Regions from separate parts of the Homo sapiens genome. Here region 1 is linked to region 2. The links are chromatin loops, found by intact Hi-C in ENCODE. Cell type or tissue: heart left ventricle. All regions are shown on one strand. Each heading gives the region's core, and the rest is flanking DNA. Links, peaks and the distances in the headings are about the cores only. Region 1 has its middle 230 kb from the start of ZBBX. Region 2 has its middle 180 kb from the start of BCHE.

Region 1 (17,252 bases), core at 4,094-12,093, 1.1 Mb before region 2:
ACCTATTATTTTCCATGGTACCACTTTAAGAAAATTTTGCACTTACATATCACACAGATGACAAGAACAAACACAGTTCCCCAGGAGAAAAGTCTACGATCAGTATGGGACAGTAAAAATTAATTGTTCTTATTTTTTTCATACCTACACTGGAAACATTGGAATGCCAAGTAAATGGAACTAGAGAAAAATAATTGGTGACACTGGAAATTCAAATCACATGCATTACAAGATGGTTTTTGCCTAAGAGTCAACCAACATGCAGACTTTCCGAGAGGCACATTGAGGGACCTTTTATTCTGTATGATGCTTCTTTGATATAGAAGGGCCAGCATTCCCATGGGGACACCATGGATCTCTGCCTGTCTAAGGCCACAGAACCAGATAGGGATACAGAGTGAGGACTAACTTTGGAAATTTGCAGTTATTTCAGGGCCAAGAAGCTCTACAAATAAAATTTTGCTAATTTTAACAAATAATGAAACTCAACTCTCTCTTTCTTTTTTATATTTTCCAGTAACAGTTTAAGAACAAAATTTGGGTTAAGCAACATTTTTAAAGTTGTGTATTCCTAAGTTACCGACTAACCTTATGAGACAACTAGTTGGGCTGAAACAGTGACTTCTAGGCATTTAAACTTAGGAGGAAAACATTAAAATCCCTGTAATAGGGGACTGACAAAGAGTTGACTATGTTTTATTTTGCTATAAAAGAATATTTTAAAGTGTCCCACAGCAAACCAACCACTACTTTTATCACTTTACTTTTTTTTTTTTTAGACAGCATCTAGCTCTGTTGCCAGGCTGGAGTGCAGTGGCACAATCTCAGATCACTGCAACCTCCGCCTCCCAGGTTCAAGTGGTTCTCCTGCCTCAGACTCCCAAGCAGCTGAGATTACAGGCACACACCACCACGCCCAGCTAATTTTTGTATTTTTATTAGAGACGGGGTTTCATCATGTTAGCCAGGATGGTCTCAAACTCCTGACCTCGTGATCCACCCACCTCGGCCTCCCAAAGTGCTGGGATTATAGGCATGAGCCACCATGCCTGGCCTATCACTTCACTTTTATCACATTATCTATTATGCTTATTTTTCTCATTTTTCTTTTGACTGGTTAGAACTTTTAAATGAATGTATATTAGTATGTATAGCAGTAAGTATTTGGAAATTAGTAAAAGCAGATTTGGTGATTGTTTCAAGCACATTTCCACACCTTTTCATGTAAGAATGATTTAATTTCAGTTCACTTGAAGAATTAAGGACACTTAATGAAAAAGATCTGACAGCAAAATTACAAAGTGGACAAAAGCAGTCATAGAATCCCCAGTTTGAATTACATGATTTTAGCTGAGATTATCTAAGGGGAACAGCAGGAGAAAAATTTCTGCTCAAAGCAGCCAGCTGTTTGGGCTGAGAGTTCCAATGTATGCAGATATGGAGATGGGAAGCTGGTGGTGGCTGAGAAAAATTTCAAGAATTCCTAGAAGTTCACAGTTTACTAGTTGAGAGTAATATGATACAGAAATTTTTAAGCCACCAGAATACAATTTCATTAAAGTTTCCATTCTTTCATCATGGGAAGAACCATACTACTCCAAGCCACAGTTGTTCATCTTGCATCTATTCTGTTCTACGTATAATTTATAGTGTATATGGAGATAAGTTTTGAAAGTGAAAATCTGATCATTTCCTTGCTTCTCATAGGGTAAATTCATTCTGTTAACATGGCTTACAAAACAGTTTGGTCTCCTACTATCTTCTCCATTCTCTTCTGTGACTAAACTCACCTTGCCTCATTTCTTTTCAACCTTTCTGACTTCTCCATCTTTCATAATTTCCCTTAGTTTTCCCTTCTTCGGGTGTCTGTACTGGATGTTTTCTTCTGCCAGAAATGTTTCATCCTCTGCCCTTGTACAAGCTGAAGATTTCTCCTTGCCTCATTGAGAAAGTCAATCTCTTTTCTCAAAATCTTTCATTTTAATGCTTAGAAATGCTTGCCATAGATGCAATTTGACATGTATTTGCATGATTACTTAATTAATTTGATATCTCTAGATAGAATTCTCTTTGAAATTCTACTCTAGATTCTAAGCTCTATGAGAACTGTGTCTCTACTGCCTACTGAATGCTATTCTAATATATTGGTTGAAAAATGAATGAATGAATAGAAGTATGTGTAGTATGGTATGTTTGAAAAAATGCAAATGGGATCATAGAATAGGCATTATATAGGTGATTCAGTAAGCATGAGATTTAGGAAGAACTTCATTAAAATAACTAGTTTTTGGCTGGGTGCAGTGGCTCACACCTGTAATCCCAGCACTTTGGGAGGCTGAGGCTGGCGGATCACAAGGTCAGGAGTTAAAGACCAGCCTGGCCAACATGGTGAAATCCCTTCTCTACTAAAAGTACAAAAATTAGCTGGGCATGGTGGTGCATGCCTTTAATCCCAGCTACTTGGGAGGCTGAGTCAGGAGAATTGCTTGAACCGGGACCCAGGAGGCGGAGGTTGCAGTGAGCCGAGATCACACCACTGCACTTCAGACTGGGCTACAGAGCGAGACTCCATCTCCAAAATAAATAAACAAACAAATAAATAAATAAATAGCTAGTTTTTAGTTGACGTGTAGTTAATTAGCACAGAAAAGGAAAGTAAATTGTTTACTTGTCAGTTAAATCTACAGTGTTAGGGCACATCACCTGCTTTAAGAAAGAAAAAAAAACACCTTCTCTCCCTTCAAGTGCTTCTTGTAGGTGTAATGACAATTTTATAGTCCATTTTCATCTTCTTTCTAGAGTGTGTCATATAGTTGAAACAGAAAATGCTTCATGTTTGGTGTTCTGTCTTGTTGAAATTGTATTTCCGATTTTATGATTACATCTAAAGCACAAATGACGCTTCAGACATGCCATTGTGCAATACATATAAGATACATTTTTACTCGATGAAAAGTGTATTTTTTGCCAAATAAATATGCCCCTCCCTTTCTAGGTCAAGTGGGATATTGTTTTCTTTTGTTACAGAGATCAGAGGCACTGACTGTCTTCCTATCTTTGCCTTATATCATAAAGCAAAAATAATCTCATTACAAAAAAAATGATAATTTTGTAGGTGATGGTATGCTTAGCTTTAGTCTTTCAACAATGTATACACACTTCAAAACATTATACCCCAAAAATATTGTCTTACTTTTTGTCATAAGTGAACACAACAGACTGGCTAAATTATAAAGCAAAGAGTTTTATTTGGCACGTGATTCTGAAGGATGGGAAGTTCAAGATCTAGGGGCTACATCTGGTGAGGGCCTTTATTTCCTGCATCATAACATGGTGGAAAACATGACAGGATGTGGAAGGGTGACAGAGGGTGAGAGTGTGTGAAACACAGACAAAATTTGCGCCAAACTTATCCTGTTCATAACTAAATCAATTGGAATACCTAACTTACTCCCACAGTAATGGCCTTAATCCATTTATGAGGGCAATGTCCCCATGACTTAATCACTTCTTAAAGTTCCCACCTCTCTATACAATGGCAATTAAATTTCAAAATGAGTTTTGGAGGGGACATTCAAACCATAGCAGATATATACAATTATTACTTGTCAACCAAAACTAAAACTAAAATTAAAAATAATGTCACCAGTTGTAACCAGAGTTCTGTTTTCCTTAGAGAGACGGGAGTTGTTTGGAGGAATCATCCACCTTGACTTATGTTCTCCTAAATTCCTGTGGCAAACCTAGTTTGAAATACACATGAATGTTAGATTTACTGCATAAATATTCAGTCCTCAATAATGATTTTTTTCTTGTCTTTTCAATAAGAATATATTTCTTGGAAAGGCTCCTGGGATCCTCATAGCCATAGTGCAGCTCAGTTTTATTTTTCAGAGGATGCATTTTATTTGTCTCAGAACATCTCTGTTTGGTATTGCTAACTGCAGAACAAAATAGCCAGCTTCCCTGCCCCAAGGAATGTCCCTCATGAATAAGCCCCATACTTGTGGGCCTCTACTTTGTACTTGAAATTCACACAAGTAGGCGCTAAATAAATTCCTAGGTGCCGAGTCTCTCCTGCAGACTCTGGCTGAGTGACAGATGAAAGAAGTATGCTGACACAGGTTATTTTGCCTGACAGCACGGCTAGGAGACCACACGGCTCCGCACCACCATCAAGAGAGTCTAGCAGCTGCCAAGAGAGTGCAGCCCCGATAAGCTGGTGATGCTTGCATTTATTTAGTACAGATTGAATGACAAAGGCTTACAGCAAACACAATTTGTGGGTAATAAACATTGTTGACCCCCCGAGTAGAGAGCAATATTGTGCATGAATGATCAAAGATTGGTTTCTGGAGACAGGAGTAAATGAATTTATCTAGATAAGTTCCTTTACATTCCCTTGTTATCTAACCCTTGCTCTTAAGATAATTTAACTGCCTTCAGCTAAATCCTCTTTTGAAGCTTTTGCAAAACCTTTTGGCCTTCCAATAACATTTGCATCTTTCCCTATAATTTTTATAGCTTTTCCCACCACTCTGACCCATCTCTGACATCTAGGTCTTGTAGGTAGTCCAGCTGTACTAATACTAAGTGAATATTCAATGATGGTTAATGATGGAGAGAGAAGGATGGTGTGCTGGAAAGAGCACCAAATAGGCTCTTGGAAAATGTGGATTATAGTTTTGGGTTGAAAAAGGTACTCAGATAACATCACTGTTCTAAACACAAAGTAACCAATAAACTATCATTACTATTATAATTGAGTCACTTGTCTGCAAAAAGATAAATTTTACTTCACTAACTAAAATGCTGTAAGTCTTTTCAATAAATCAAGGAGCCTGTGGGAAATAAGTGGACAGTGTAGAGTACTGATAACTAGAGAACATGTAACTTATTATAAAGTGATAAACAAGGTGAAATATTCTTCAGTCACTTCAAGGTGATTTTGAAAATCAATAACATAATGAGAAAATAAATTATTTTGCTCATAGACAAGTTTTTAGGTGATATAAATTGACCTATATATAGCTAAATTTTAGAATAGGAGTGATATGAAAAACATTTAGTAACTATATACAGACAATCACAAGTTATACACAAACAGTGATTCTTTGATCACTCAATCATTTTTGTAGCCATCGCAACTGGGAATATGTAGTTACCATGAGACACGCTCTTTGCCTTTGGTGTTCGAGCCACAGCAGTCTTCTTTAAGTTCCTCAAAGGCCTATTGTTCCTTCAATGTGTTTGTACAGGCTAATATCCCCTGCCAGGAAAATCGCTTGTCTACAATTATTCTCCCTACCTAATTAAATCTTGCTCACCTTTCAAATCTTAGCAAAAGTGTCACTTTCCTTAGAAAGCCTTTGTAGGTTATCTCAGACAAAATCAGGTCCACTTATTCTAGCCTTATAGCTTCTTATAATTTTCCTTCATAGTGATTATCTTTAAGTTATTCATCTGATGTTCATTTTATCACAGCCAGTTTTCCACTCCTCAGTGCGAGAAAGCAAGCTCCAGGAAGGCAGTGCCTCTGACTGTCAGGCTCACCTGCTTATTCCAGATGCCTAGCACACAGTTCCTGGCAGATCATCAGCACTGAATAACTGTTTGTTGGATAACTGTATGAATGAATTTCAGAATCCAAGCTATGGTATCTGAATGCCTTAATATGCTATTGTTTTGTTATAACTGCACTCCCTCACATTGTACTTATGTATTTAAATTGTCTAACTGAAGAATAACTAAGTGAGGTCAAAGGCCATGACTGTTCCACAAACCTGATAGAAACTCTGTAGGAGTTCAACAGTGGCTTTCTACGTGATGTCTATTGTTGCTAACTCATATTTACTTTTGTGTTTTTTCAAAGCTCTTCTCTTATGCTTAGAATATGTATAAAATATAGTAAAATTGATTTTTGGGGGTCACAAGTGAGGGTCTGATATTCAGAGAGGTTTTCTGACCTTGCCAGATAAATTAATAAGGTGCAGGGACAGAGGTAGGAAGACAACTCAGATCTCCAGTATTAGTTCACATTTCTGACTTATGCAGTGCTCAGGAAAGATAATGCCACTTGTCAGAACCCTACCACTGTGTTCTTGGCCAGGACTGGAGCAAGTCCAGAATGCAGGGTCTTACATCAGAGAAATGAAAGAGGAGGCAGTTCAGAGAAGGAGGTCCCAGGGACTCCCCATATGGAAGTGCAAATCTAAACATGAAGCAAAGATTCAGGTTAAGATCATAAACTAGAAATGAAATGGCAAGTTCAAAGGTCAGAAAACTTGATCAACTGGGGTGCAAAATTGGCAGGTCAGGCAAGAAGAGACAGAAGTGAGGAAATAAGGAGTCTCTATACAGCCAATAGGGAAAAGGCAGGTATGGGTAGGTTTTGGAAAGTTTTCAAGTTTAAAATTTTGATTTTGTTTATTTCCTGTGGGGTCTTATCTATTGAATTATCCTAGTTCTAGACCTTCCTCACACCTATGCTCCCAGCTATGTGCTAGAGCCCATTTTCTATGTTATGTTGTATAGTCATTGGAAAAGAAGTTCAATCACACAGATAATTCCTAATTTCTACAGGATTTACCAGCTCCTTTTTTCAGGCGTGACCTGGATATAGAATTATAGTTTGCATTTAATATCTAGTGATCTTAGAAAAAGAAATGGTACAAGTTAATTATAAACATGTTCTAAATTTTGTAGTGAATAGTGAAGTAGATCAATTATCATAGAATCAGAATCTTAGTCATTTTTGTGAAGTTAACATTCCTCTAGAAATTTTAAGTGTCTAATGTATGCTATAGTTAAATGGATCCCTCATGTGTTTATCCTCAGCTTCAATACTTATTCACATTCTGTCATTCTTGCTTTGTTTAATAGTTTCATTAGTACTGTCTTTCAAACATTGGGATGTTTGCTGTGACCAATGCTAAATGTGCAGTGGTAAGCCCATGTCAAAGTGGGACTTCTTTCTATATTGTTCAGAATATTCCAGAAGGGTTTACTGAAATGAGCACATTGCCTCTTAGATGAAGGCAGAATTAAGGGATTTTCTTCAAAAGAAAGAGCCTCTGACATATTGAATCTTGCCCTTTTAAAATGTGTGATGCCAGGGACAGAAAACCAAGGATGTTGCTTTGGTGAAGCAATATCCTTTCTAAGAAATACCAATTCTATACATTTAAAATAATAAAACAACATGAAGCATACCTGTTCCTAAGAATTACATGTGTTTCTACAAAGCTAAATACAAAATGCAAAGCACAGAAAAAAAATGCTTTTTTTTGTGGAGGAAAAATGTTCTTTCTCTCTCTCTTTAGGACAAATCTGCACTGAGTCCTCTAGGATATCACCATGTCTTAGAATAATTTTTATATCTTTTAATGTTTAACGTCACCTTTTTCTTTTTCCTTTGTACCTCTGCCAGTGAACCCAGAGTTCAGTACATAGCAGGTGTTTTGTAAGTGTCAGTTGAATTAATTTAATTTGTTTTCTTGAACTAATTTTTTTATTTCTCAATTGATTATGCCAGAGTTACCAGCCTCCTCACTACCCTATTCTGTTTTTAGAGTAATAATCACTGCCATAACGTGCAGTTACATTCCCTGCCATATATAACATGATGCTGCTGCTGCTGCTGATGCTGATGATGATAATGGCATCATCCCCTTGCCCCTTGATTTGGTTTTTAAATGAAATACAGTCAATGAGAAAGTATCCCTGGCATCGTCTTTGAATAATTCCCTTCCATGCATATAAAACTCTGTCATGCTGCTTTGCATAACTTTACTACCTTTTAGAAGTCATGTTGAGATCTGTCATTGTGGAACACGTTGAAGCCCTGTGGGAAAGGGAGATGTTTTAATAGTTTCTACTAAAAATGACATTTTTCTCTTAAAAGTCTCCATTGTGATTGTGACCCTGACAAAAAAAGGAGGATTATTTCTATTCTTGTTCTTTTTAATGAGGTGCAGGTGGAATAACTTACGGACACTAGAACATGGGAATTAAGATCTTTTTTTCTTTCAAGTCAATCTGTTGTCAGAGAAGAGATGGATATTTGGTGAATTAGAAATAAAATGTCCATTTATAATTGATCTGATACAACTATTGGCATGCTTAGTGTGAAACTCATATTATCTTCCACTTCCAAGGACAAAGACTCACTTGTTAAAATTGTATTATTGGTAGAAAAATTTTAAAACACCTATAGCAATATACAGTAATGGGTGGCAAAATGTATGATGGAGCATTTTAAAAGAAGCTAGGAAGATAAATGAATATTTATAGGTAACTGCAAGTGCTGATCCTCTAACTACAAGTATTCACTGAACTTCATGAAGGCAATAATTACTTCTTTTTGGAATTATCATGACAAAATGTATCTGTAAAGTTGTTATTACCTAGATCTCCAGGAAGCACAAGTTACAAACTTCTATAAATTAGGCCTTCTGAGATTTTAAAGATATTTATAAAATATTCTATATAGGAAACATTGAACCTATTTCTGAAAGCCGGGAGTTTTAGTGCACTTTATGTTAGAGTATTCTTAAAAAAGAAAGCAAGAAAGATTTTTCCTCTCAATTTTTCTTCATTCCCTTCTGTAGATGTCACTGTAGCATAGGGAAAAGCAAGACAACTTCTTTTCTTTTGAAAATATATGACTTCTACATGCAAATGAAAGAAAGTGGTGATTTGATTTATTATGCCATGGTTGTCATATCAACAATACAGTTTCCAAGCAACTAGCAGAATAAATTATTTTATAGATTTATTTACTTAACCTCATAAAATGGACCAAATGGAAGACACTTTTTTCACCCGTGATTATGTGGTAATTAAAAAAAGTCATTACACAGAAATTATGCATTAAATTCACATTACTAAGAAGAGTTCAGAATGAATCATGTGAATGTAATCAATGCCAAAAGACTTAATGAAGATTTCCTGCTTACAAGAAAGCATTGTTGTTTCATGTTTATGTATTTTCAATAATTGGTTTCCAGGATCTATACCAATTATTTGAGTAAAATGGTTCCCATTTCATTCTTCCAAGAGGCTAACATAGGCAGTTTTCACTATTATGCCCTTTAAACACTCTTCAGAATAACCTCCTTATAGAACCCTGGTGTTCATTCTATTAGACGTACTGCTTAGAATCCTCTACTTATGCAAACGACCTGTACCAGTTCTTAAAAAGACTTCCAAAAAGTTACTAACTTATTAGAAAATGAAGCATTGATTTTTTTTAAGCAATTGCCCTGGGGATGTTAGAGGCTTGTTAGACATTCACAGTCCATATTCCCAAAACATCTCTTATGTAGTTTAAACATTTTCATTGCTATTTTTGAGGTGCTGCTTATGTCTCTACTTGGGAAAAGCCTGACCTACATGTAGCAGAGATAGTCTTTTGTACTTTCCTTTTATTAGAACTTTCTCCAAGGTTTTTTATTTGCTCAGATTGCTGATATGTGTGTGTATGTGTGTGTGTATATATGTGTGTGTATATATATATATATATATATATGACACATTTACCAAACTTCTTAGGCAAAGGAAGCAAAAATCTGCATGCAATCCTGGGACAAGGTATTTTGTATCCATCTACCACAAACATATTTGTTGACAGAGAAAATTAATATTGCCTATAGAAGGCATCCCTTTCCTTTGCTTTGGCAAGGATGCTTTTTTCTTTCACTTTGGTTGCTTCTGGAAATATTATTTTTTCAGACGCCCAAAGGCTGTACATAGCTAAAGAATTAAGAAAAAACACTTATATTAAAGAATTAGTAACCAAACCACAGCATTCAACTAAATTTTTCTATTTAAAATACTGACAGAAAGATAACTATAATTTTCCAAGCTACATGTAGTGGGACATTTTCTCTGACCAATTCAGATGCATCTGGTCCATTATTAACATCTTTTATAACCCTATAGACATTTCAGAGAGTCAGCAAGTGGAAGGAAAATATTTCTTCCTTCAAAAGACATTGTCCTTATATTATTATGCTTGCAACACAATTGCCAAGTAGTGCTGTTTCTGGTACTTAGTCCAACTTAGACTGTGGATATTTTCTTCCTTTTTATTTGTTTGTTTATCTTCTCAAGTCACTATTGCCTCAGAAGAAAGGAAAATCAATTTTGAGATTCTCGCCAGTGCTGCATATTCCCAGGCATTACAATAAACATTCTTCGTATACTGTGCTTGTTTTCTTGTTACCTGTCAATGCTCTGCTTCATTGCTTCTGTATCTTATTCTCAACATTGTGCTCTTAGGCAAATTTTTCTTTCTTTTTTTTTTTTTTTTTTTTTTTTTTTTCAGACGGAGTCTTGCTCTGTCGCCCAGGCTGGAGGCAGTGGCGCAATCTCGGCTCACTGCAACCTCTGCCTCCCGGGTTCACGCCATTCTCCTGCCTCAGCCTCCCGAGTAGCTGGGACTACAGGCGCCTGCCACCACGCCCGGCTAATTTTTTGTATTTTTAGTAGAGACGGGGTTTCACCGTGTTAGCCAGGATGGTCTCGATCTCCTGACCTCGTGATCCGCCCGCCTCGGCCTCCCAAGGTGCTGGGATTACAGGCGTGAGCCACCGCACCCGGCGCAAATTTTTCTTATGATCTTTCTGGGGAAGTCAATCTATTTGTATCTTCTCCTGTCATAAAAAACAAGTGGACAGATTTTTTCCTCTTTACATTTTTACATAAAATTTTGTTTGTAAAACTGTGTCTTTGATTTCTCAACGGAACTCATAAGCGATCACATGTGTTTTCCTGTAAGCAGACAATGAAGTTTGTAATTACTTCAGGAAATTAGGTGGAAGATTTAAAAATGCAGAGGAAGGTTTCCTTTTTTTTTTTTTTTTTTTTTCAAGTATAATTTCCCTTAAGTCTTGGTGAAACCGTCTTGACTAGTGCTTGGCAAACTTGAATGTACCTTAAAATCTCCTGTGGATCTTGTATCAAGGTCTATTCTGAATCTGCAAGTCTTGGAAGGGTCTGGACCTGAAATCCCAGCACTCAAGTTATGCCTAAGGTACTAATCTGCACACTACTCATTGAGTGGGAAGATCCTCGAATATTTCCACTTTGCAGATGAAGAAGCTGAAAAATAGAGTGCTGAATGGACATATCAAATGTCTTTTTCCGGTTATTATTCTATCCATCTAGAACTTAAGTGTCCCAAAACAAAAGTGGCCATGTATTTTTCTGTGCAGTTTACATAAAGAGATGGATGATGCCAATTTTCCTCTTCTTGAAACCAGTTCCAGTTTCACTTCTCTCTATAAGTGAATTAAGATTCTTTTCTCATCATGAAAATTCCCATGTTTATTTATCAATAAAATTAACATAGAAGACAATTGAAGCATAATATTTTAAAAGCTCAAACTATCATTTTCCTTTAATCTGAGAGGCAGAGGTTTGGGGAAATTAAGCGAATTAATCTTAGAGTAATGACAAATTATTTCATAGCAAACGCAGGAACATTTTAACACCAGGAGATCTTCATTATGTTTTAATATAAGCTTTTTTTAAATATGAGCTTTCCAATAGTAAAATAAGTGCAATAAAACAGATGGGTTTAGACATTGATGGTGCAGCAATTAATTTTCTTTCATGATTCATTTTGCTGGCAGGGAAAAAGCAGTAATATAAAGGCATGAATGTTTTTCTCAGTGACTTCAAGAAAACCCTGCCATTTTGAAAAAAAAATCTGAAATTAGGAGAATCTACAGCTGATTCTTTCTCCCATTTCGAATGTTTTCTACTATAGTTGGGCCCTTGTTATTCAATATATATCCCTTTCAGAACATTAAGGGTGGTCAATGGAAACTGGCTGTGCTGCACAGGATATTTTAGGACTCTGAACCCAGGGACCTTTGATGGTTGGCATTTGTCCATTCACCAGTAACTATCTGGAAATGAAGGTTAATAAGAGATTGACATTTCAAGGGTAAATGATTTATTTGTTATAGTTAATAAGAAGTTATGCACCTGGGTCGTGTGTGGTATCATGAGTAAAGATGGAAGGAAGAAAGGATTTTGGCGAGTGGGAACAGAGACATACAGCCTTAAAGCAATGCTAAAGAAGGGCTTTCCAGGGAGGAACAGGGAAGGAAAGCAAAGAAAAGTTTCAAAATAAGACCAAGTCAGCCTCAGACAGAAACACGTTGAGTCACACGTATTTGGCAATTACAAATGAATGGCTTTCCAAAGGAGTAAGGAAGAAGCTTAACTTGAGCTTCAGAGATATCAGAATATGCTTCCAAATTGTAGCAAAACTTGGGTATGTAGGTGCATTTTGCTGTGAAGAAAATCTATAATTTTCAATAGATTCTTAAATGGACTTATGACTACAACAAAATAAGGCCCAGTGACTTACAATAAGATTCAGTAACTTAAGGGGTTGGGGGGGGAGATGATGAAAAAATTCTCCTTGGTCCCGCATGTATTTTGATTCAAGATTACTCTTCTGTGCAAAGAAATGCAGAAATCAACATGTCTTGCTCTTTTATAGAGATGGAGTTTACTTTATGTCTAATACCTTGGGCTTTTTTATATTTAACTTAAAGCAGATGAGTTCTTAAGAAACTTTGTATAAAAGTTTTTTTCTGTGAGAATTGTGCAAGTGTGAATTTTAGAAATATGGAGAGGATTAAATTAACGTACCCATAAATTTGCTGAAGTCAAGAGGCAGAGCTTTTATTTATATAGTATTGATAAAGAAAAATTAAAACAGGAAGGAAAATAGAGTTTGGAGTAGATATAGACTTTTCTGCCTAATTATAATTAATTAGCTTAGTTTGTTTGAATCATAACAGCAAAATATATAGCTTTTTCTCATTTTTAATAGCTCTTCTTCCACTGAATCTATTCTGGTATTTTGTATTTAATTTTGGCCTAGCTCAACCCAATGCAGTCCATTTATTAAATAATTTATTCAATGAAAATTTCTTCAGTGCCAACTACAAACTTAGCATTGTTTTAAATTCTAGTGGGTTGAGAGAGTAATATTCCAGTAAATAAAATTCATTGCTTCTACCCTGAAGCAGCTTACAGTTTCTGAAGAAATATATTAAGTAACAATATGTGGCAGAAAGGGTATGATTGTCATATTGGTTCTACAGAAAGCAAATATAATGGGATTTCATGCAGTGTTGGAACTCTGCAAAAAGTTTCCATCAATTAGTAGGAATGATGCTAGTGTTTGGAGAATGAATAGCATTTTATCACTGTAAAATGTGTTCTTCATTTCTCTGTTGTTTATTGATTGTGTTCCCTTCATATATTACTACTTTCAAATTTCTATTTCTGAATCTGCAAAAAAGAAACCAAGCTCATTCCTCTTTTTGAGGTTCTTAGTGACGATTAGGGAGGTGATTGCATAATAGATACTTAATGGAAATGGTACTGAGAAGGCGACCGTTTACACCAGAATGAACTAGAATTAACCACACTAGGCTTTTGTATTTTAATTTCCTCATCTACAAAGTGAAGGTGTGATTTATAATTAAATACACACACATGCACACACATTTATGTCTAGTTTAGCTTTGTAATAAAATGCATGTTACTAAAACATCAATTTAGCCATGCTCCATGGTTTCATTTGTCTTCTTGTTTATTCATAAGTGACTAAGCCAGACATATCTGCTCTCACTGATCTTAGCTTTTAAATAGAAAAGACATGAGAAAAGGTCTTTCTGCTGTGGTGGAAGAAAAATAGAATACTATGTTATAGAATTAAGTGTGGGAATTGAGTTGGGAAATTGGTATAATTGCTTTTCAAAAAGACAAAATCTTTTTTGTATACTAGTAAAACTATGTAAATCTAAAATATATTTAATCTTGTAAAGATAACCTACAGAATGGGAAGACAAGTTTTGCAAACTATGCATCTGACAAAGGTCTAATATCCAGCATTTACAAGGAACTCAAACAAATTTAAAAGAAAAAAAAACAATAAAATGTGGGAAAATGGCATGAAAAAGACACTTTTCTAAAGAAGATATACATGCGGCCAACAATCATGAAAAAAAGCTCAACATCAGGGATCATTAGAGCAATAAATGCAAATCAAAATCAAAATGAGATACCATCACACAATAGTCAGAATGGATGTTATTAAAAAGTCAAAAAATAATAGATGCTGGCAAGGTTGTGGATAGAAAGGAACACTTTCACACTATTGGTATAAGTGCAAATTAGTTCAACCGTTGTGGAAGACAATGTGGTGATTCCACAAAGACCTAAAGACAGAAATATCATTTGACCCAGCAATTGCATTACTGGGTATATATACCCAAAGGAATATAAATTATTCTATTATTAAGATACATGCATGCATTATTCATTGCAGCACTATTCACAAGAGCAAAGACATAAAATCAACCTACATGCTTATCAATGATAGACTGAATAAAGAATTTGTGGTACATATATACCATGGAATACTCTGTAGCCATTGCAAAGAACGAGGTCATGTCCTTTGCAGGAACTTGAATAGAGCTGGAGGCCATTATTCTTAGCAAACTAACACAGAAACAGAAAACCAAATATCACATGTTCTCACTTATAAATGGGAGCTAAATGATAATAACACATGGATACATAGAGGGGAACAACACACACTGAGGCCTATCAGAGGTTGGAGGGTGGGAGGATGGAGAGGATCAGGAAAAATAACTAATGGATACTAGGCTTAATATCTGGGTGGTGAAACATGTACAACAAGCCCCCATGATACGAGTTTACCTATGTAACAAAGCTGCACATGGACCCCTGAACTTAAAAAAATAAAGTAAAACAAAATCTATTTATTCTTTTGAAAAGATAATTATGTTGATTATTTTTAAGTTTGAGATGATTTTGCAATCCAAGCTTTCTGTAGGCTCAGAATACAGTTGTCATGCGGCACGTTTGCTTAATAATTCAACAACGTTGTTGTTGTTTCATTGCAGTGGACCTCACAGTGAATATCACAAATTACATTAGGCATAATAGAGCAGATATCTTCAAAGCAATTTAGGAGGAGACTATTTCCCCTTTTTCACTATATCAAAAGATTTTCTGTTGTCGAACTTGACAGAAGCAGACAAGGCTCTGCTTTTCAGGCAAATACTGAAATCTTTGTGGCATTTACATTTGCACAGAAAAATAAAGACAAAATGTCTGCTGGATTACCCAACATTTGATGGACAGTAGTATATCTAAAGGATTAAGAAGTAAGTGCCATTTGTGTTTTAAAAAATTGACCATGCATTAGGTACTGAATTTGTGCACGACTATTTTGGCTTAACAAAATTTATGAGAAGCAGTGATCCCAGTAACTTGAGTTTTTCTATTTCTTGAAAGCAACAGAGCAATTAATGGTTATACATGATTACTTTATCTCTGGTCATCTCATAAGACATTAAATACTAGTCAGGTTAGAGTCATTAATCAGAAATATGAGTATATCTTGGAAAAATCGAACTAGCTATCATTCCTAGTATTTTACAGCACATTAACAAATTTAGTGTTTGTATTAAATGCTTTTTTTTCAATATGACAGAATAAAATACTGTAATTACTAATAGCTTCCAGGAAGTACATGAAAAAGTATTGGATACAATGGTATGGTATTAGTTTAAAAGATTATCTGCCTGTATTGGATTGATGTGGGTGATATCTCCCTGTTCTCATAGATACCAATGCATGGGATTTAAACTATTTAAAAAGACAACAGTGAAAAGATGCATTTAGGATATTTTTGGTCAGATATAACAATAGATCATATATTTCAAATATGAATCTCTATTGAATGGTCAAATATGGCCATGGAAACAAGTCTAATTTGATCATTTCTGTGAGGCAGTTTTTTTGTTTTAGAGGGTAGGAGAATTAAATATCTTTATCTGAACATGTCTTCAGGACAGATAGGGGTTTTCATTGCTCTATGAATTCTCTCTAGATTAGGACATCACGCCAAATTCTGCCATATAGCAGAGTGCCTCTGATTTGTCATTTAAGTCCTCTGGGATTCAGGCTTTTTCTCTACATTAAAATGAGAAGCCTAAAACAGCATGATCTCCAAGGTCCTGTGCTGTCCAAAATGCTATAAAGTCTATGGATATCAACTGAAAATGTTTGCTAAATATGTGTGTGTGTGTGTTTGGCAGAATAGTGATTTTTAGAAATATTACCAGGGAAAAATTCTTAGTCAATATTTTAAAAATGCATGTAAATTCCACAAAAATTAAAAATTAAAATGCATATGTCTCCTATATAATTTCACTGAAAGAAGCACAAAAATAAACATTAAGAGAAATTGTAGTCTTTTAATAAAAGAAAGAGGTTTCCTAAATAGAAAGCATTTTCCATGGACCTTCACATAATTATGATGTCTATTTTAAGTTATTCCTAAAATAATTGTTTGTATGATTTTGACTTATTAAAAAGTTCAATTTTAAATTTTGGTGATATACAGTGCTGTGGCTGTTTAAACTGAAAGTGTTCCTAACAAATCATCTGCATCTGCAATAGTTCTAACAGAAATTGATGTCCTAATTTTTCCAATAGGCAACTGAGTATCAGAGCAGTTAAAGGGCTGTCCATAGTCACTTAATAAATTGAGTTGAGGAAATGTGGAATTTTGGCTGCCTGATGTGATATTCTTTCTGTTACTCAGATTGTCTCTTAGAATGAATAATTTATTTCCATTGATGGGCAAGAGTAGCTGGTATAGAAGTCAAGAATAGAGACTGAAGGGTCCAATAACATTCTCAATTCAAATATTTAAGGTACATGTATTGGATAGGAGCACAATATTTTGAATGAGTAGTAGCTCTGATTGAGGAAGGAAGCTACTCATAACTGGTTGAAGAAGAATGCAACTACAAATAGGAAATTATTTTCGGCAACTGAATATATAGTCTGAGAACATATGGTCATATAAAGAAGCAGGCAATAGCCCAGATAAACAAATCAACCCTAGAGAATATAGATGCAGATTTACATAGATATAACAAAGAAAGTCTTTTAAAAATTGAGGCATAATTGACATACATTATAGTGTTCATGTTTCAATTACACAATTTAATGTTTTGACATATGTGTACATCCATGAAACCATCACCACAACAGAGAGTAAACATATTGATCACCACTAAAGTTTTCATTATGCTCCTTATAATCCCTTCTTCCTCCTCCCTTCCCAACTAGGCAATTGCTTATCTGTTTTCTATTGTTATAAATGTTTACATCTTCTAGAA
Region 2 (17,252 bases), core at 5,604-13,603:
ACAGACAAACAGAGAGCCAAATCATGAGTCAACGCCCATTCACAATTGCTTCAAAGAGCATAAAATACATAGGAATCCAACTTACAAGGGATGTGAAGGACCTCTTCAAGGAGAACTACAAACCACTGCTCAATGAAATAAAAGAGGATACAAACAAATGGAAGAACATTCCATGCTCATGGGTAGGAAGAATCAATATCGTGAAAAGGGCCATACTGCCCAAGGTAATTTACAGATTTAATGCCATCCCCATCAAGCTACCAATGACTTTCTTCACAGAATTGGAAAAAACTACTTTAAAGTTCATATGGACCAAAAAAGAGCCCACATTGCCAAGTCAATCCTAAGCCAAAAGAACAAAGCTGGGGGCATCACACTACCTGACTTCAAACTATACTACAAGGCTACAGTAACCAAAACAGCATGGTACTGGTACCAAAACAGAGATATAGATCAATGGAACAGAACAGAGCCCTCAGAAATAACGCCGCATATCTACAACTATCTGATCCTTGACAAACCTGAGAAAAACAAGCAATGGGGAAAGGATTCCCTATTTAACAAATGGTGCTGGGAAAACTGGCTACCCATATGTAGAAAGCTGAAACTGGATCCCTTCCTTACACCTTATACAAAAATCAATTCAAGATGGATTAAAGACTTAAATGTTAGACCTAAAACCATAAAAACCCTAGAAGAAAACCTAGGCATTACCATTCAGGACATAGGCATGGGCAAGGACTTCATGTCTAAAACACCAAAAGCAATGGCAACAAAAGACAAAATTGACAAATGGGATCTAATTAAACTAAAGAGCTTCTGCACAGCAAAAGAAACTACCATCAGAGCGAACAGGCAACCTACAAAATGGGAGAAAATTTTTGCAACCTACTCATCTGACAAAGGGCTAATATCCAGAATCTACAATGAACTCAAACAAATTTACAGGAAAAAAACAAACAACCCCATCAAAAAGTGGGCGAAGGACATGAACACACACTTCTCAAAAGAAGACATTTATGCAGCCAAAAAACACATGAAAAAATGCTCACCATCACTGGCCATCAGAGAAATGCAAATCAAAACCACAATAAGATACCATCTCACACCAGTTAGAATGGCAATCATTAAAAAGTCAGGAAACAGGTGCTGGAGAGGATGTGGAGAAACAGGAACACTTTTACACTGTTGGTGGGACTGTAAACTAGTTCAACCATTGTGGAAGTCAGTGTGGCGATTCCTCAGGGATCTAGAACTAGAAATACCATTTGACCCAGCCATCCCATTACTGGGTATATACCCAAAGGACTATAAATCATGCCGCTATAAAGACACATGCACACGTATGTTTATTGCGGCACTATTCACAATAGCAAAGACTTGGAACCAACCCAAATGTCCAACAATGATAGACTGGATTAAGAAAATGTGGCACATATACACCATGGAATACTATGCAGCCATAAAAAATGATGAGTTCATGTCCTTTGTAGGGACATGGATGAAATTGGAAATCATCATTCTCAGTAAACTATCGCAAGAACAAAAAACCAAACACCGCATATTCTCACTTATAGGTGGGAATTGAACAATGAGAACACATGGACACAGGAAGGGGAACATCACATTCTGGGGACTGTTGTGGGGTGGGGGGAGGGGGGAGGGATAGCATTGGGAGATATACCTAATGCTAGATGATGAGTTAGTGGGTGCAGCGCACCAGCATGGCACACGTATACATATGTAACTAACCTGCACATTGTGCACATGTACCCTAAAACTTAAAGTATAATAATAAAAAAAAGACTACTTATTAAATTCAGACTTTTCCAAGGTGATTATGCATGCTACAATATTAAAGAAACCTATATAATTTTTGGAAAAGCTACAAATTTATAAAATAATGTGTAGTAATTAAATCAAAGTAATTGGGATAAGTATTAAGGATGCTTCACAATAAGAACTTTAAAATGCAAATAGAAAAAAGAAGTATAAGTAAATATACTTTCCACGTAAACAAACACATATTAAAGTACAGTAAATACAAATTACATACAAAAATAATTGTTAAAAAATAACAAGTTCAAATATAAAAATAACATTATACTTTTGCTTCTCGTTATGATGGAGTAGCTTGAAGCAATCCAGCTCTCCTACTGAGAATAATTACAAGAACCAGATTTAAAACATTTAAAGCCACTTTAAAAAAATAAGAGAGCGCTGAAGAAGCTAGGACTAGCAGAGACAGGAATCGAGTCAGAGAATTCACAGAGAAGTGAGCTGATATTCTACAGCCACTTTTTAAATTCTCTCTGTAGGACAAGAAGCTTTGAATCAGAGCTTCATGGAGGGAGAGGAAGACTGCTCAAGAAGAAAGGCATTGAGTTGCTTTGGTGGCCTTCTTGTTTCAGGAAGACATAATTAGAGACTTTGAAGAATGTGAGCTCAATAAGAAGATTGAGAAGAACTGAGCCTGACACACATGGCTCATTTTCAACATGTCTTTTGTTAAATTCTCAAAATTCATGGACAGAAGCTTAAAAATTTAAATAACCACACACACACACACACACACACACACACACACAAACACCGAAAGAGTAGTCCATGACAGAAGAAAAAAAGAGTAAAAGAAAAATGAGAGAAAAAAAAGCAAGTGGAATGAGCAAAATATTGGATCAGTAACACATTACAAAGTACAATTGTGCAAGAAATATAAAAGCTTAAAAATTTATGAAACCTATTAAATCAACATGGGTGGAAATCAGTCAATGCCACTTGAAAAACGTCTCCAGATGATTCTATGTCACTGCAAGTTGATGAAACTACTTTACAAAAACAATGGTTCTCAGATTTTAGTGACTTCAGAGTCACTTGGAGAAGTAGTTAAAACACAGCTTTCTGGGCCCAGTCCTAACCCCTGAGTTTCTAATTCATTAAGTCTGGGATGAAGCTTAAGAATTTATATTTCTAAATTGCTTTTGGCAGTATGGTCATTTTCACAGTAATATTTAGTATACATATCCATGAGCATGAAATATGTTTGCATTTGTTTGTGTCTTTTATAATTTTTTTCAGTAGTGTTTTGTAGTTTTCCTTATAGAGGTCTTTCACCCCCTTGGTTAGGTATATTCCTACTTGGTTTATTTTATTTTATTTTGCAGCTCTTGTAAAAGAGGTTGAGTTCTTGATTTGATTCTCAGCTTGGTTAGTGTTGGTGTATAGCAGTGCTACTGACTTGTGTATGATGATTTTGTATCCTGAAACTTTGCTAAATTCGTTTATATGTTTTAGGAGCTTTTGGGGTGAATCCTTAGGGTTTTCTAGGTATACAATTATATAATCAGTGCACAACACAGTTTTATTCCCTTTTTACCAATTTAGGCGCCCTCTATTTCTTTCCCTTGTCTGATTGTTCTGGCTAGGAATTCCAGTACAATGTTGAATAGAAGTGGTGAAAGTGGGCACCCTTGTCTTGTTCCAGTTCTCAGGGGGAATGCTTTCAACTTTTCCCAATTCAGTGTAATGTTGGTTATGGGATTGTCATAGATGGCTTTTATTACCTTAAGGTTTGTCCTTTCTTTGCCTATTTTGCTGAGGGTTTTAATCATAAAGAGATACTGGATTTTTTCAAATTATTTTTCTGCATCTATTGAGATGACCATGTAATTGTTATTTTTAATTCTGTTTGTGTGGTGTATCACATTTATTGACCTGTGTTTTAAATCATCCCTGTATCCCTGGTATGAGTCCCACTTGATCATAGTGAATTATCTTTTAGATATGTTGTTGGATTTGGTTAACTAGTATTTTGTTGAAGACTTTTGCATCTATATTCATTGGGGATATTGGTACCATCATCATTCCTCACAGAACAAAAAAAAAATTATAAAATTCATATGGAACCAAAAAGGAGCCAAAGCAAGACTAAGCAAAAAGAACAAATCTGGAGGTATCACATTACCTGACTTCAAACTATATATAAGACTATAGTAACCAAAACAACATGGTACTGTCATAAAAATAGACACATTGGCCAATGGAACATAATAGACACCCTATAAATAAAGCCAAATACTTATAGCTAACTGATTTTTGACAAAGCAAACAAAAACATAGAGTGGGTAAAGGACAACCTATTCAACAAATGGTGTTGGGATAATTGTCAAGCCACTTGTAGAAGAATGAAACTTGATCCTCATCTTTTACCTTATACAAAAATAAACTTAAGATTGATCAAAGACTTAAATCTAAGACTTGAAACAATAAAAATTTTAGAAGACAACATCAGAAAATCTCTTCTAGACATTGGCTTAGGCAAAGGCTTCATGACCAAGAACTCAAACACTAACGCAACAGAAAGATAATTAGATGAGACTTAATTAAACTAAAAAGTTTCTGCACAGCAAAATAATAATAATAATCAGTAGAGTAAACAGACAACCCACAGAGTGGGGGAGACTCTTCACCAATATTCATCTGAGAAAGAACTAATATCCAATACCTACAAGGAACTCCAACAAATCAGCAAGGAAAACAACAACAACAACAATCCCACCAAAAAGTGAGCTGAGGACATGAATAGACTATTCTCAAAAGAAGATATACAAATGGCCAACAAACATATGACAAAAATGCTCGACACCACTAATTATCAAGAAAATGCAAATCAGAACCACAATGCAATAGCACTGTATTAGTCCATTCTCATGCTGCTATAAATAACTGCCCAAGACTGGGTAATTTATAAAGGAAAGAGGATTAATTGACTCATAGTTCCACAGGGCCTGGGAAGTCTCAGAAAACTTACAATCATGGCAGAAGGGAAAGCAAAAACATCCTTCTTCACAGGGTGACAGGACAGAGAAGAATGAGAGCTGAGCAAAGGAGGAAGCCCCTTATAAAACTATCAGATCTTGTGGGAACTTACTATCATGAGAATAGCATGGGAGAAACCACCCCATGATTCAATTACCACCCACTGGGCCCCTCCCAAATAACATATGGGGATTACAATTCAAGATGAGATTTGGGTGGGGACACAGTCAAATCATACCAACCACCTTACTTCTCCAAGAATGGTCATAATTAAAAAATCAAAAAATAATGGATGTTGGCATGGATATAGTGAAAAGGGAGCCCTTTTACACTGGTGGTGGAAATGTAAACTAGTACAACCACTATGGAAAACCATGGAGATTCCTTGAAGAATTAAAATTAGATCTATAATCTGATACAGAAATCCCACTACTGAGTATCTACCCAGAGGAAGTCAATACACAAAAAAGTCACTTGCACATGCATGTTTATAGCAGCACAATTCATAATTTCAAAAATATGGAACCAGGCCAAATGCCCAGCAAGCAATGAATGGATAAAGAAAATGTGATATATATATCACAAAATGTTTTTTATATATATATATACACACATATAAATCACAAAATGTTATATATATATCACAAAATGTTACATATATACACATGTATGTGTGTATATATATATTTTTATATTTATGTATATACACACACACACACACACACACACACACACAAACCATGGAATACTACTCAGCCATAAAAAGGAACATAATAATGGCATTTGCAGCAAACTGGATGGAATTGGAGACCATTATTCTAAGTGAAATAACTCAGGAATGGAAAACCAAACATCATATGTTCTCACTTATAAGTGGGAACTAAGCTATGAAGATGCAAAGGCATAAAAATGACACAATGGACTTTGAGGACTTGGAGGGAAGGGTTGGAGGGAGCTGAGGGATAGAAGACTGCACATTGGGTACAGTGTACACTGCTTGGGTGATGGGTGCACCAAAATCTCAAAAATCACCACTAAATGTTTCATGGATAAGGTGACTTACTCATGTAATCAAATATCATCTGTTCCCCCAAAATCTATTGAAATAAAAAAAAGCAAAAACAATTTATATTTCTAATAAGTTCCCAGGTGACACCAATGGAGCTAATCCAAAGACCAGATGTTGAAAACCATTGTATTCAAGATATTCTTAGAAAATTAAAATGATTTGGGTAGTTAAATTACATGTGACATTTTTGTGTGTTTGTTCTATCATATTCTATAGTGGCACATTTTAGAGTTGTATATGTATTGTTACTGTGACAACACATTTTAATATTCTAGTGCTGTTTCAAGTTTAATTGAGAAGGATATGGAGAATGCTCAGTCTGTATATGTTTATGAAGAATAAGTCAAGTTCATTTAAGCTTCATGCCTGTTTTTTACTTGCTTATCTTTCAACATTGTACTAATACTTAAATTTGGAAAGTATTGAATGTATTGCTGTAGTATTAGAGACAAATTCTATAATATAGAATCTTTACCCAGCAATCTTATCCACCTCCTGACAAGTACAGGTCCCTATATCATTGAACAAGTCTCTAGGTAGCTAAGTGTAATTATTGCACAAGCAGCCTCCTTCTTTCTCTCTGGTCAGTGCTTCCTTAGCTTTTTTCTCCAAATGGTTCATTTATTTAGTTAATTTGAGCTAAATATGTGTCACAGATTCTATGTTTGGAGAAGTGCAGAAACCTTGTTTGATCTAGCTTCCTTTGTTGTAATAATCAGGAAATTGGCACATTTTAATCTCTAAATTAATACTTTTATAAATTAATAAAATAAACTAAAATTCTTGTCTCGATTCCACAATTTTCTATTTAATAAAAATAATGGAATAACTTATATTTAAGCTTAAAGTGTGTTTAAAGGTGATAACCAAATTAACATTTTATTCATGAGATTTTAGTTGACCATAAGCTTGAAGAGTTACCTTACATTTTAATCATTTGAAAAAAACAGCTACAAATTATTAAGTGATTATTCGTTGACCTGCATGTTTAGAAGTGTAGTGCTATTGATATGAAAACTGTAAATTCTATTGTTCAGCTTATATCTGATATATTGCATTTATTTCTGAGTACTAGATTTCAAGAGGCTCATAGATACACCACAGAAAAAAAAACAACCCTGATGGAGAGGTGACCAGAATAAGGAATCTTTCTAATCATTTAGACAATATTTTATTTTAAACAATTTAACTATTCCTCCTTTAACATAAGATAGATTTGGAACAAAATGAGAAGCTATAAGAAGGTAATACAACATATTGGTTTTCTTAATAGTGTTTTCTAAAACTGAGATAGAATCTTTAATGAATCTCTGAATTGGTTGCCATCGTCACAAATTAAAGGGAATAGAATCACAAGTCAAGGATTTTTATGAAAGTGATCATTCTAGCAAATGGATGGCAGAAATAAACAACTTTTAAGAGGTGCTATCACTCCTAGCTCTAGTCTAAATTTTGTTCATGAGACAGAGATTCTACAATGTAGAGGTCTTCTGACAAAGAAAAAACCCTAAACTGTTTTAGAAGCCCCCAAATAACAGTGACATCTGACTCACAGGCAACATAACCTCAATTTTAGAACACAAATTAAAGCATTATTTTTAAAACAAATATTGCTTACTGTTTCATCACTAGATCAAATTTTCAAGTAAAGGCATGACATATATTTTTATATGAAATCAGACTTGTTGAAATGTTCTTATTTGAAAGGTACTCTCTGGAAAAGATCACCAGAAAGCCATTCCTCTAATGTTAAAACTAACCATTTAGGAAAAGCAAAAAAACTCTAACTCCTTCATACAACAAAACAATTAGATGGATAAAATATTTGTATGTTAAAAAATTAACAGTGTCACAAAAGTGACAACAAAATATATAAGTGAATATTTTTCAATTCTAATCATAGGGAATGAATGCCTTAATTTGAAATAATAATACTCAGACTCTCCAAAGCTAAAAGTTGATATATTTCACTACCTAACCTTTTCGACTACTGTTGCTAAAATCTAAGTAAAACAAAATAAATCAAGTCTAAAGAAGAAATAAAACTGAAAAATGTTATTAATAGTTGACTAAGAATGTATTTTCTTACCATAGAAAGAACTCCAAAAAGTAGAAAAAATATTCAGATCTAGTGAAACACTAATAGAAAAGAAATACATGATGAGTTTATACCTAATTGTTAACAGGAATGAAATTGATATTGAGTTTAGGAGGTGTGCTATAAGAAAGAAAACTTGCTTTTATCATGTTTCTGTATTATTTAGCTCTGAACCAAGAAAACATATTAAATTTATAGGATAAAAATTAATAAAAATATGTATTAAATGTCCTGCAAACTATTATAGATAAATATTTATAGTGGGATACAAGTTGATAAAAATATATCTGTATTGGCTAATATATGTAAAATATATGGACAATTATATACAACATTGATGACAGTGGTTACTCTGCTGGATACAACAAAAGTTTTGAAAGGAGTATTTTTAGTTGTCATTCTGTAAGCTTTATTCTTTAAAAATAAATACATATTTATTTTAAAGTAAGAATATACAAAATATGTATTAATTATTGCATATAACCAAATGCAATATAACATGATGCATATTAATTATTTACCACTGAAAACTTTCATCAAAGTAACTACAATCACGCTTTCACTATCAAAAATAAATACTTGAGTTATTGGCATAAATATTGAAATTCAAAATATGGGATTTGTGGTGCCATTGATCCATGCCCAAGAATGTCACTTTCTTCCTCTCTCCTAGAGGCAAAGTAAATAGAATAAATTTTGATTAGAACATAAAAAATTGATTGACCATATTAACTTACTAAGTAGCTATTAAAAGTCTACTGAATGTTATGCTAGGAAAAACATTAATATCAAATGTAATTCCTTGTACATGTAAGGTCTTGTACATTTTCTCCCACAAATTAAAAATAATGGCCAATGACAGAGGAAAATCATAGTATAAAAACAAAATAAATATTTGTACATGGAAGTACCTGTGGTCCTTCTAAATTCTAGTGAGATGTGTACTTTCTTAGCTAATACTCTTATCCTGTGATGCTGACATTGCCTTTCTTTCTCAGTATCTTATCATTTTTCTGGACACTGTTCAAGATCTTATAGTTTCTCAGTTCTGAATAGGTAAGAGGAACTGTTAACTTGTTTGTTTTGCTCATAGTAACTGTTTAAATTAAAATCTTTTACATGAATTCAATAAGTTAAATAACTACAATTTAATTTTGCTACTACAGAATTGGGACAAAGTATTTTAGAAAAATCAAATATATAGATTTATAAATTACTTCTATTCAAAAAAACCCATGAAATTTTAAAATAAATTACTCATACATATATGTATATAAAATTCAGATAATAAATAGAATATTACTAAAATATTTTTCAAATACACTCATACTGTTTTTGAATAATCATGTTTATCATATATAAATTACACATAAATATAAGGTAAAATTATAATTTATAAAGTTTATAACTATAAATGAATTATATATAATTTATATATTTCTAATGATTTTCTTATGTTAATTGATAACTTCTACACATAATTTCTTGATATATTGCACACACACTACCAAATTGCCTCATGGATGGTATCATTTTTTTAAATACTTGAACAATGGTTCCATTTAAATGCAAATAGCACCTGTCTTCTAAAACTTTTAAGACTAAAATAATCTATTAAACACACACCACATTATGGTAACACCGCCATCTGCTGGATAGGTTTATCAAATTTTTGATGCTTGGTAATAAGTATGACCATTACTGCTATTTAAAGTTGTAAATTGCAAGAAATCATGAATCTACATTTATTGACTATCCACATATCTACAGTTTCCTCTCAATAAATAAAATAAGAATTCATATAAAAATTAGGTACATTAATTTTTTTTAGGTTTGGTAAAGTTTTTATTATTAGCTATAAACAATCAGATTTAATGAAGCAATATATCTGCTCATAAAAAGTATAAGGGATTATTAGAATTTTACACAAAATATCCCTACTCACAGAAGGCCTAATGGAATAAAAACAGTAATTAAAATGCCAAAAATAATTTTTGGTGTTTGACACCGGGAAAATGAAACATTTTGCCTAATTTTTGATAGTGTTACATGTTGAGATATGACATGTATGGCATTTCCATTGACACAAAGCCTTGCTTTTTAGCTCAAACACATCTCGTACTTTCTTTAACTTTCCCTTCAACCTTTATTTTAAGTTCAGGGATAAATGGTCAGGATGTGCAGTTTTGTTACATAAGTTAATGTGTGCTTTGATGATTTGTGGCACAGATCACCCCACCTACTAGGTAATAAGCCCAGCATCAATTAGCGATTTTTCCTGATGCTATTCCCCCAACCCCACCCCAACAGGTCCTGTGTGTGTTGTTTTTCCCCACCATGTGTCCATGTATTCTCATCATTCAGCTCCCACTCATAAGTGAGAACATGTAGTGTTTGGTTTTCTGTTCCTGCATTAGGTTGCTGGAGAATGGCTTCCAACTCCATCTATGCCCCTGCAAAGGACATGATCTTGTTCTTTTTTATGGCTGCATAATATTCCATGGTGTATATGTACCACATTTTCTTTATCCAGTCTATCATTGATGGGCATGTAGGTTGATTCCATGTCTTTGCTATTGTAAATAGTACTGCAATAAACATATGCATGCATGTACCTTTATAATAGAATGATTTATATTCCTTTGGGTATGTATCCAGTAATGAGATTCTTGAGTCCAATGGTATCTCTGCCTCTAGGTCTTTGAGGAATAGCCACACTGTCTTCCAAAATGGTTGAACTAATTGACATAGGTACATTAATTTTTATGAGACAAAGAGATTCTGCAACGGAGAGGTCTTTTGCCAAAGAAGAAAGTCTAAATAGTTTTAGAAACCCTAAGACAATAGTGACAATTTGACTCACAAGCAACATAAATATGGTGTTCAATTTTTTCTTATCCCACTAGACACCAAATTTATGACCAACATAAAAATAAATAAATAAATAAATAAATAAATAAATAAATAAATAAATTGAGTAAAGCCACATTGCTGCTTAAAACTTGACTCTCTTACCAGACTTGTCACTAGAGATTTGGCTAAATGCAATTAAAAGTGAAACAAACACTTGACCTAGAAGGAAGACATATGATTTTTCTGGCTTCAAAAATAGAATGTTCTATGGTTAAAAAGACAGCTAGGTACTCAATGGAGGAATCCTGATAAACCCCAAAGATGAAGGCAGTGATTGGCATGTTCTTAGCTCCGTGAGGGCAGAGAACATCTCCTTCTGAACATTATTTCCTATTGTATAGCTATATTCATTAAATGATATTGGGCATGACTAACTGTTATTGATTGAAAAGCAACCCTAAGAAGAATAATATTTGGGCAGTAGAAATCTTTTTTAGAATGAGTAGCCACAGTGTATTGGAAGCTCTTTTGATGTGTGGCTGTCACATATATAAAGAACAACATTAGAAAGGCTTCTTTTTCAGAGTGAGTAGTTACTGTAAGCAGAGAACTATTTTTAAGGTTTTCCTTTAACTGAGTACAAAAATGAAAAGTGTCAAAACCATGTAAAAACACAAGAGGTCAAAAGCCAGGGACTTTTATTGCTAATCAAAGAGTTGCTGTCACAAAACACTTTTGTTGCTATAAACAAAGCAGAACTTTAGTTTTAATTTCGTTCTCTAGATACAAAAGAACATATCTCAGCTATAAAGCTAGAGCAAGTAGTAATAAAGAACAAACTGTCTAAAAAGATGAAAATACATTGTTTTGATTTGATAAACATTATTTTGTTAAGAATGCTTAAAACAACCTATTGGAAATTACAGAAAACTAAATTGAAGCTGTAGTAAGCAAAAGAGTGTAGTACTGATATAAAAATAAACACATAGATCAATGGAATGGAAGACAGACCACAAAAATAAAGCCATAGACCTACCACCAACCGATCTTCAACAAAGTTATCAAAAACATTTGCACTGGGGAAATGACATCCTGTTCAATAAATGGTGCTGGGAAAATTGGATAGCCACAGGAAGAATGAAACTGGGCCCATTCCTCTTATCATCTACAAAAATTAATTTGAGATGGATTAAAGACTTAAATATAATACCTGAAAACTATAAAAATCCTAAAAGAAAACCTGGGAAAAACTCTTCTGGATATTGGCCTAGGCAAAGAATATATGACCGAGTCTTCAAAAGCCAACCAACAAACTAAATTCATGACAATTGACAAAATAATATAAAAGAAGGTAATTATAAGAAAATGTGAAAGATACGGAAAATTCAGTCTAGGAAAAACAAGCTAAAAAAGAATGAGATAGTGGGCATGGTAGCATGTGCCTGTAGACCTAGCTAATCAGGATGCTGAAGTGGCAGAATTGCTTGAGCTCAGGAGCTAGAGGCTGCAGTGAGCTTTGATGACGCCACTGAACTACAGTCTGGGTGACAGAGTGAGACCCTGTTTCAGAAAAAAAAAAGCAGAAAAAATACAAATTATGTATTACTCAAATAAGTGATAGGCTGAACATGGTGGTTCACACCTGTAATCCAAATACTTTGGGAGTCTAAGATGGGAGGATGGCTTGCACCCAGGAGTTTGAGACCTGCTTGGGAAACATAGAGTGACTACCATCTCTACAAAATTACAAAAAATTAGGGGGGCATAGTGGCATGTGCCTTTAGGCCCAGCTACTTGGGAGGCTGAGGTATTAAGATTGCTTGAGCCCAGGAGGGTAAGGCTGCATTGAGCCAAGTTTGTGTCATTGCAGCCTGGGGGACAGAGTGAGACCCTGTCTCTAAAAAACATAATAATAACAATAATCACAACTATTTTGGACGGGCACTGTGGTTTACGCCTGTAATCCCAACACTTTGGGAGGCTGAGGCAGACAGATCACCTGAGGACAGGAGTTCGAGCCCAGCCTGGCCAACATGGTGAAACCCCATCTCTACTAAAAATACAAAAAACTAGCCAGGTGTGATGGTGCACGCCTGTAATCCCAGCTACTCGGGAGGCAGAGACAGGAGAATCACTTGAACCTAGGAGTTGTAGATTGCAGTGAGCCAAGGTCTTGCCATTGCTCACTCCAGCTTGGGTGACTAGAACAAGACTTCATCTCAAAAAAAAATAATAATAATAATAATAATCTTAAACTGAAGCTTAACATGAATGTATAAACAAAATCTAAGTATTCTAATATCAAGTGTCATTTCATTGAAATATTTGAGTTTTAATATTCAAAAACAATATAAGCACACAAATAACACAGGATAGAGATGAGGGAAAACAAAGGAAAAGAACACAGCCTGGAAACAACAAAGGATATTGATAACAAAGCTGCAAGGAAAGATCTTTTATGGGGAGGGAGAAGGTAAGAAGTAGACAAAGACTTAAAATTCAAGAATTCTCCAATCAGCCAAAATACTTTTTATGCATAAAGAAAATAGATATTCCTGACTCAGTAGATGCTTACAAATTATTCCCTGATTAAGTCATTAAAACAAGCGTTCAGTAATTATATCACTTATGTAACTTCTTAAATAAATTACACAGATATAATTGTTTGAACAAAAGATGAAGTAAAACACAAGCTGAAGAATATAAGACTGTACAAAAAGTTTACTGTTGTCAATTAAATTAGCTAAATATGAGTCAAGTCCACATAATTATTCTACAAATAAAAAATAATCAATTAGAATAATCTCAAAAGAAATACATAATATAAAATTAACATGAATATTTATCTGCACCAAAATATCTCTGATTTAATAAACAAATTGAATGGAGTATATGAGGAAAGTGTTTAGAATTTAAATATCCATCTTTTACAGATGGGCTACTCTTTTATTGTTTACATTGCCAATAAAAATAAAGTTTCAGGTGTGTGTCTGCTTGCAAGGATGTGTGTGTGTGTGTGTGTGTGTGTGTGTGTGTGTGTGTGTGTGTGTATCTGGTTAATTGTAAAAACATAATTAATTGATTTTAATGGTAAATCATTTTCTCCTACTGTCTTTTGGGATCTGTGATGTAGCACTAGTTGTTTTTCTCCTGCCCCTGGATGAAAAGCTGGGCAGTATCCTTATATTTTCGATTCACTGATCCCAGAGAAATACAAACTACCATCACAGAATACTGTAAACACCTCTACGCAAATAAATTAGAAAATCCAGAAGAAATGGATAAATTTCTGGACACATAAACCCTCCAAGACTAAACCAGGAAGAAGTTGAATCTCTGAATAGACCAATAACAGGCTCTGAAATTGAGACAATAATTAATAGCTTACCAACCAAAAAAAATTCCAGGATCAGACAGATTCACAGCCAAATTCTACCAGAGGTACAAGGAGGAGCTGGTACCATTCCTTCTGAAACTATTCCAATTGACAGAAAAAGAAGGAATCCTCCCTAACACATTTTATGAGGCCAGCATCATCCTGATACCAAAGCCGGGCAGAGACACAATAAAAATAGAGAATTTTAGACAAATATCCCTGATAAACATCGATGCAAAACTCCTCAGTAAAATACTGGCAAACTGAATCCAGTAGCACATCAAAAAGCTTGTCCACCATGATCAAGTGGGCTTCATCCCTGGGATGCAAGGCTGGATCAACAAACGCAAATCAATAAACGTAATCCAGCATATAAACAAAACCAAAGACAAAAACCACATGATTATCTCAATAGATGCAGAAAAGGCCTTTGACAAAATTCAGCAGCCCTTCATGCTAAAAACTCTCAATAAATGAGGTATTGATGGGACGTCTCTCAAAATAGTAAGAGCTATTTATGACAAACCCACAGGCAATATCATACGGAATGGGCAAAAACTGGAAGCATTCCCTTTCAAAACTGGCACAAGACAAGGATGCCCTCTCTCACCACTCCTATTCAACATAGTGTTGGAAGTTCTCGCCAGGGCAATCAGGCAAGAGAAAGAAATAAAGGGTATTCGATTAGGAAAAGAGGAAGTCAAATTGTCCCTGTTTGCAGATGACATGAATGTATATCTAGAAAACCCAATCTTCTCAGCCCAAAATCTCCTTAAGCTGATAAGCAACTTCAGCAAAGTCTCAGGATACAAAATCAATGTGCAAAAATCACAAGCATTCTTATACACCAATAACAGACAAATAGAAAGCCAAATCATGAGGGAATTCCCATTCACAATTGTTTCGAAGATAATAAAATACCTAGGAATCCAACTTACAAGGGATGTAAAGGATCTCTTCAAGGAGAACTACAAACCACTGCTCAACGAAATAAAAGAGGACACAAACAAATGGAAGAACATTCCATGCTCATGGGTAGGAAGAATCAATATCATGATAATGTCCATACTGCCCAAGGTAATTATAGATTCAATGCCTTCCCCATCAAGCTACCAATGACTTTCTTCACAGAATTGGAAAAAACTACTTTAAAGTTCATATGGAATCAAAAAAGAGCCCACATTGCCAAGTCAATCCTAAGCCAAAAGAAAAAAGCTGGAGGCATCACACTACCTGACTTCAAACTATACGACGAGGCTGCAGTAACCAAAACAGCATGGTACTGGTACCAAAACAGAGATACAGACCAATGGAAGAGAACAGAGCCCTCAGAAATACTACCACACATCTACAACTATCTGATCTTTGACAATCCTGACAAAAACAAGAAATGGGGAAAGGATTCCCTATTTAACAAATGGTGCTGGGAAAACTGGCCACCCATATGTAGAAAGCTGAAACTGGATCCCTACCTTACACCTTATACAAAAATTAATTCAAGATGGATTAAAGACTTAAATGTTAGACCTAAAACCATAAAAACCCTAGAAGATAAACCTATTCAGGTTTTCAATACCATTCAGGACATAGGCATGGGCAAGGACTTCATGTCTAAAACACCAAAAGCAATGGCAACAAAAGCCAAAATTGACAAATGGGATCTAATTAAACTAAGGAGCTTCTGCACAGCAAAAGAAACTACCATCAGAGTGAACAGGCAGCCTACAGAATGGGAGAAAAATTTTGCAATCTACTCATCTGACAAGGGGCGAATATCCAGAATCTACAAAGAACTCAAACAAATTTACAGGAAAAAAACAAACAACTCCATCAACAAGTGGGCAAAGGATATGAACAGACACTTCTCAAAAGAAGACATTTATGCAGCCAACAGACACATGAAAAAAATGCTCATCATCACTGGCCATCAGAGAAATGCAAATCAAAACCACAATGAGATACCATCTCACACCAGTTAGAATGGCGATCATTAAAAAGTCAGGAAACAACAGGTGCTGGAGAGGATGTGGAGAAACAGGAACACTTATACACTGTTGGTGGGACTGTAAACTAGTTTAACCATTGTGGAAGAGACTGTGGTGATTACTCAGGGATCTAGAACTAGAAATACCACTTGACCCAGCCATCCCAGTATATATCCACTGGGTATACACCCAAAGGATTATAAATCATGCTGCTATAAAGACACATGCACACATATGTTTATTGTGGCACTATTCACAATAGCAAAGACTTGGAACCAACCCAAATGTCCAACAACGATAGACTGAATTAAGAAAATGTGGCACATATACACCATGGAATACTATGCAGCCATAAAAAAGGATGAGTTCATGTCCTTTCTAGGGACATGGATGAAGCTGGAAATCATCATTCTCAGCAAACTATCACAAGGACAAAAAACCAAACATCGCATGTTCTCACTCATAGGTGGGAATTGAACAATGAGAACACTTGGACACAGGAAGGGGAACATCACACACTGAGGCCTGTCGTGGGGTGGGGGGAGGGGGGAGGGATAGCATTAGGAGATATACCTAATGTAAAGGACGAGTTAATGGGTGCAGCACACCAACATGGCACATGTATACATATGTAACAAACCTGCACGTTGTGCACATGTACCCTAGAACTTAAAGTATAATAAATATGTATACATATTTTTTTTAAAAAAGAAAAGAAAAAGAAAGTGTAGTTATGATCAGATTTCTCTTCCTTTCCTCTACGTAATATTTCTTCTCTTCCATAGAAAAGTAACACCTGTTTCTGGCCACTTTGAAATTGGAGTTAGGGAATAGTGGTACAAAGTGAGAAAGGAGATAAGCTTTTTATCTGAGGAATTCAAGCCCCTTTAAATTATCAGGTCCAGAGAGAGAGAGTGAAATGTGACAGCAGTCAAATCTCTCTCCTCCCTTAGGCCAAACAATTACCCTTTGATGCCATTTGGTATGTTGGCTTTAGAGTGATTGATATCCAGTAGCCCTACAATGCCATATACCAAACACCATAACTCATAT

The links. A loop is a pair of places that touch in the nucleus more often than their neighbours do. Peaks named below come from ENCODE experiments on the same cell type or tissue, not always from the same donor. Only the 100,000 strongest peaks of a DNase experiment are listed, where the experiment ranks them.
Region 1: a loop joins it to region 2, with 11 times the contacts of the local background. A loop is called at or near these places in 5 of 110 quality-filtered maps.

What each region holds. Positions count from the first base shown.
Region 1 is chr3:167,143,235-167,160,486 of GRCh38, reverse strand. No RefSeq gene overlaps it. Among named protein-coding and RNA genes, the nearest start is that of ZBBX, 230 kb to the left of the region's middle. In heart left ventricle, for the core only: a CTCF peak has its summit at 8,635; no DNase peak of the experiment used is centred there.
Region 2 is chr3:166,005,655-166,022,906 of GRCh38, reverse strand. No RefSeq gene overlaps it. Among named protein-coding and RNA genes, the nearest start is that of BCHE, 180 kb to the right of the region's middle. In heart left ventricle, for the core only: a CTCF peak has its summit at 9,636 (motif pointing left); no DNase peak of the experiment used is centred there.